Linked DNA regions of Homo sapiens: region 2 is linked to region 1. Evidence: chromatin contacts called from ENCODE Hi-C or POLR2A ChIA-PET data. All regions are on one chromosome and are shown on one strand. The core of a region is the stretch at or near the end of the contact, and the rest is flanking DNA. Distances in the headings are between cores, read along the strand shown.

Evidence for each region. A loop is a pair of places that touch in the nucleus more often than their neighbours do. ChIA-PET counts read pairs that join two places held with the same protein, here RNA polymerase II (POLR2A). Pooled maps may share reads with other maps.
Region 2: a loop to region 1 is called in a pooled map, with 2.0 times the contacts of the local background. The contact joins two enhancer-like sites. A Hi-C loop is called at or near these places in 4 of 50 pooled maps. POLR2A ChIA-PET finds 5 or more read pairs at or near these places in 4 of 52 experiments (MCF 10A, activated T-cell, activated naive CD4-positive, alpha-beta T cell and 1 more).

Annotation. Positions count from the first base shown.
Region 1 is chr6:106,475,163-106,478,048 of GRCh38, forward strand. The region is part of intron 2 of CRYBG1 (crystallin beta-gamma domain containing 1); the gene reads left to right. Among named protein-coding and RNA genes, the nearest start is that of CRYBG1, 120 kb to the left of the region's middle. Within about 2 kb of position 1,354, at least 4 of the 41 ENCODE cell types and tissues checked have a DNase peak (open chromatin) inside an H3K27ac peak, as active enhancers do.
Region 2 is chr6:106,560,243-106,563,142 of GRCh38, forward strand. It overlaps CRYBG1 (crystallin beta-gamma domain containing 1), which reads left to right. Exons shown (of 22, transcript NM_001371242.2): 19 at 561-684; 20 at 1,100-1,258. Among named protein-coding and RNA genes, the nearest start is that of RTN4IP1, 68 kb to the right of the region's middle. Within about 2 kb of position 1,614, at least 4 of the 41 ENCODE cell types and tissues checked have a DNase peak (open chromatin) inside an H3K27ac peak, as active enhancers do.

The DNA.
Region 1 (2,886 bases), core at 104-2,603:
AAATGCCAGATCTTCAAGGAGAATATGGGGGAGGAGAGGGATAACTAAATAATCAGCTAACTGAAACTTACTTACTTATTTATGTGTTTGAGCCACAGAGGGCAGATTTTTAGCCTAAGAAATGTCCCTTGCTCTAAATGAATGTATAAACCGAATGGGAGGGTAAGACAAATGTACACGAAAAAGTTAAAACAGAACAGCAAATATGAAATCAGTGTTACCAGTGATAAATGCTTTAAGAGAAGGATTTCAGTAAGCTTAGGTAGTCAGGGAGGGCTCCTGGGCTGGGCTTTGCTGTGTGAATCAGAGTTGGATTGTCACAGGCAGATGAGGTGATATTTGGGAAGGAAAAGTCATGTGGGCAAAGATAAAGAGACAGGCAAGCACTACGTGTGTTTGGGGAACTGTGAACATACTAATTTAGTTAGAGTGGACGGTCTGTGCGGGTACATAAAAGCAGGATGACTTGAAAGATATATAGTGCTGTCTCTGTTTAAGGCTTTGAGAGTCGGGGCTTTATCCTGAAGAAAGTGGATAGTCACTGAAGGTATCTGAGATACAGATGGTAGGATTAAATCTGTGATTTGGACAGAACAAACAAATGGCTTTGTTTAGATGAACTGGCAGAGGGAAACAAGAGGCAGGCAGACCAGGGGATTCCTGAGCTCATGGACCAGAGAAGAGGCCAAGGATCTGACATTTTAAAGAGATACACGTTTCCTCTGTCACAGAACTTAAAACTCCGTCTAGTGGTTTTCAGAGATATCACCAACAATTTCCACTGTGAACAAATGATAGATGATGAGACAGAATAGAATAGAAAATGAGTACCTGTGTAAGTAGGATAAAAAGTAATACACATTTACCATTTACCACATTCATATTTCATGTCCTCCTAGTGTTTGATGATGTTACTTCTCTAAATGAAGAAAGATAAGCCCCACCTAACTCATATGGAAGTAGATAAAGTATATTTCCAAAATTCAACCTGTGGAATATAATTATCTTAACCTTGTCCGTACAGAGCACAGGGACATGTCTTTAGCCCCAGGTAACAAGAACATGTTATTTTTAATATGAAGATGTCACACGGGTGGGGTGAGCAGCATGGTGGAGAAAGGCACTGGGCACTGGACAGTCTGTGAGTTTGTTCTCGGGATGATCCTTCTGACTGGCTCTAGGATCTGGGGCAACTCATTCACAGCCTCACTTAAGGAGATTAAATTCTATAAACGTCAAGGCCCTTTTCAGCTCTAACATTCTATAATTATATAAGTTAGATCTAACACCAAAAGACCATTTAATGGAATAGATTTCTAAATACACTTTGACTCATACTCTTTGGTTAAATTTCCTGGCAGCTATGACACTAAGGAATGACACAGCTATAGGCTTATCTATGATTAATTGTGGGAAACTTGAGGTGGAGATTTTTTTAATGCTGATTTTGTATCAAGGTTATTCGGTCATTTGGTATGTGAATTATATTCCTCCTCCCCATGAATCACTATTAAAAATAGGTTAGCTTATAGATATAATTCAATAGATCATATTCTTTTTGTGAACTTTTTAGGAACTGCCCATGAGGGACATGAAGTAAGACCAGTTCCCAGTGTAGAACCACACACACCTTGGAAAAGACTAAGAAAGACTATGGCAAATTGGTTTAAAGCATAGATTTTAAAGTCATATCTGCTCAGGTTCAAATCCTAGCACTGCCACTTGATAGCTGTGTGACCTTGGACTAGTTGCTAAACCTTGCTGTGCTTCAGTTTACTCATCTACCTCATCAGGTCATTGTGAGGATACATGTGTTTATTACATGTAAAGTACTTAAAATACCACCTACCATAAGTATTTGGTATTGTTATTATTATTGGACCCCCAGAAAATATTTAGGAAGGCATCCTAGCATACAGAGCTGTAGGCATAATTATGTGAACCCAACATTTCTTTTTCAAGATCAGTTCAGCTGTTTTGGTGATGTGTTTTGGTATTCGTCCCATTGTAATTCCAAAGCCACAAAGATGACGTTGTTTTAATCATTGTTTCATCCTATTTGCATTTTACTAAAGATAAATATATTAAATATTTAGTCTGTATGGGGTACATACTTTTAAGGAGGAATGTTCTACAGAAAAGTACAGAAAGAGGAGGTTTAGAGGCAGAAGAGGAAGTTTAGAGACATGAAGGAAGTGGTTCTTACGTTTGCTTTGTGCTTTCAGTAGATAGTTAATATCCATTTAAAGGATGTTTAGTGGGGGAAAATTCTGCTGGGACTAAAATTTCATGCTTAGCTGAAGCAATGCATCAGGGTTTTTAAGTATAGTTTTATTCAGTCTACTTCATCTTAGTTAACAAACTGAGGTTGGTCTTCAGCCCATAGTTAATGAATTATCTATTACTATTTCAAATTAAACTTCATGTATTTGAGCCTTAGAAAACTCCTAGCAAAACATCTCTCTCTGAGTTACCCCTGGTGATCTGAGCTGTGACCAAATAGCCAAAGAAGAAAAAAAAGGAGACCCATGGACAACGGTTCCGTTCGTGGCCCCATACTCTTCTTTCAGACTCTTGCCCTGTTGGCAAATGACTTTCTACCCAGGTTTTCCTGAATTATCTCTCTGTTTCTCAGTCTGAGAAGGAACCATTTTTGTGGGGTTCATCAGAAGTGGGTGTGAAGGTTTTCTTCCTGTGTAAAGGATCTCACACCATGGAAAGATCTGGAGCACGGAGCTGTGACTGCTTTGGAGGCATGTGCCAAGGCGCCAGTTCCATTGCCACAGGGCAGAGAAAAGCTCAGCAGAAGTTCCTGTCCCTGTACAAAGGAGGAGGGCACGGCTGTTGTTCTCCCTGGCAAGGAGCCAAATGTCAGTACAAGTGCCA
Region 2 (2,900 bases), core at 364-2,863, 85 kb after region 1:
CCCTGATGTAATATGCAAGAGAGGAGGGCGCTGGGCTGCTTCCACGCCAGTCTGCGCTTAAACCCATACTTCCTCAGGTGTGCAGCAGTAGCATCTGAGCGGAAGGGAACTGAGTATCTTAGCAGTTTTTTAGATTTAACAAAGATTACTCTCACTGCAGACAAAACTTTTTATTTAACCCTATTTAGCACCTACTAAGAGCTTTGGAAATATTAACAACTTAAAGACCCATTATTACAACTGAAGCTATTTTATGAATAGTTCCCAGGAAGAACTGAGGAATCCACTAAAAGACAATATTTCACTGCTTTACGGAGGAAAAAACTTACCTATTTCTCTTCAAGAATGGAACTTTTTGGCATAAGTACTCATGTAACAAAAATTTGCTATTTGTCAAGAAATTACTTCTTTTAAGTGTTCTAGAAAAGATCATTTTTCCCCCAATGTATGTTAAAAGTATATAGTTCAGTCTAGAAATGGAAAGCATTCTAAAAATAAATGTAATTGGGGTCCACTGTCAAATGAAAATTGCCACTTACTGTGGTTATTTTTGTTTTCAGATGGGTTACTTATGAATATGGCAGTTACAGAGGGCGACAGTTCCTATTGTCACCTGCAGAAGTACCTAATTGGTATGAATTCAGTGGCTGTCGCCAAATAGGTTCTCTACGACCTTTTGTTCAGGTATTTTCTTCCTCTCCATGCTCTGCATAGACTCTTCTCTGAAATTTTTTTGTAAATGCAATCCAACTTTTTATCCAATTTTTTTATTCAAAGTTTATAACTGGCCTCACCCTATAAACTCCTTCCCTGCCCCAATAATCTGGGCTCAGTTTCTGGTGCTAAGAGGTGTGGCTGCTTCAGAAGGCCATCAAACTGAACATCAAACGCAGTTATCCACAGGCAGGCACCCTGCCTCAGGCGCTTTGACATTTTGTCAAACTCTTCTCATTGAGAAAATTTAAAACCTCTGAGACTCTTGAGTATGGTAATTACCCTTAATCCATATCTCACTTTGGATTCTTCCTGATATTCATGCTTGTTCAGTGCTTCCAGCAGCACATCTGGTATAACAACTGCTGGGGGTTTTGTCTTCTAGAAGCGAATTTATTTCAGACTTCGAAACAAAGCAACAGGGTTATTCATGTCAACCAATGGAAACTTAGAGGATCTGAAGCTTCTGAGGATACAGGTCATGGAGGATGTCGGGGCCGATGATCAGATTTGGATCTATCAAGAAGGATGTATCAAATGCAGGGTGAGCTTTAGGATTCCACGGGGGCCTGTGATGGCTTTGCTAGGAGGTGACTCATCCTTTCATATGCTTTTGATCTTTTCTTCAAGTAGATGCAATTTCACAATTCCTGGAGTACTTTCAGAAATGAATTTGTTTTTTTCATGACAGTATATCCTAGCTCTGATAGAACCAGTCTAGGAACTTAAAATGAAAGGTAAATATAGCACTGATCCAAGATAGAATATTTATTTCTATGCTTGATTTTTATATAGTAGTAGAAAAAGGAAGTGTGTTATTCTTCCCTTTTTCCTTAATGTAACTGTTACAGAAACAAACTATAAGCTCCAGCCCTGTCAACAAAAATCACTCTTGGTTTGTTTTGGGGAAATCCACAGAACGGGATGAAGGGTAAAGAGATCCCTCTGTGTGCTGCACAGTCCATTTCCTAAGTGTCATACGTTGTAAATTAGAAAATGGCCCATGTCCCTCCTGCATCATTCCTACTATTAACAGACACTTAAAAGCTGACTGTAGTAAGATTTTTATGAAAGAAGCTCATGCTTCTATGGTAGATAAAACTTTTTTACTCCTTGATTTTGTGAGCTTGACCGTTGGCTCCTGATTTTCTTTAAAAAAACAAAACAAAACAAAACAAAAAACCAAAAAAAACCTGGTGCCCCGTGAGTCAGCAGAAGGAACACAGCCTTGCGAAAAGGAGTACAACTCGTTAATTGGGTCTGTTGTGCTGGAGGGGGAATTCTTTCAGTAAACAGAAGTACTGTTTGGACATGCATAGAAGAACTAGCAGGAGGAACAGAAGTAGTTGTAATATGGAATCATGAAAAGAAGCTTTCTGCCTTTGAATTGTCTTAATCCAAGAAAATGGTGTCTTTCAGCAGTTATTTCTAACAGACATTTCAGTGATGTTATTTAACAACTTTGAATTCAATAGGTCAATGAGAAAAAGTCTCCTAGATTATCACAGTGCTTTCATCTCAATATAGAATAATATACTTTAATTTTTTTTAGACGGGGTCTTGCTCTGTCACCAGGCTGGAGTGCAGTGGCACTATCTCGGCTCACTTCAACCTGTACCTCCCGGGTTCACGCGATTCTCCTGCCTCAGCCTCTCGAGTAGCTGGGACTACAGGCGTGTGCCACCACGCCCAGCTAACTTTTTTGTATTTTTAGTAGAGACGGGGTTTCACCATGTTGGCCAGGATGGTCTTGATCTCCTGACCTCGTGATCCACCTGCCTTGGCCTCCCAAAGTGCTGGGATTACAGGCATAAGCCACTGCGCCTGGCCTACAATAATACACTTTTAACAGGCATTTTTATAGCAACATTGTTTTGTTTTTGTGTTTGAGACAGAGTCTAGCTCTGTTGCCCAGGCTGGAGTGTAGTGGTGCAATCACAGCTCACTGTAGCTTCGACCTCCTGGGCTCAAGGGATCCTCCCACCTCAGCCTCCTGAGTAGCTGGGGCCCACAAGTGCATGCCACTATACCTGGCTAATTTTTAAAACTTTTCTGTAGAGATAGGGTCTCACAAGTGATCCTCTCACCTTGGCCTCCCAAAGAGTTGGGATTACAGTTGTGAGCCACTGTACCTGGCCAGTAATTTTTGTTAATGGCATGTGAACATGACTGCCATACATTATTTA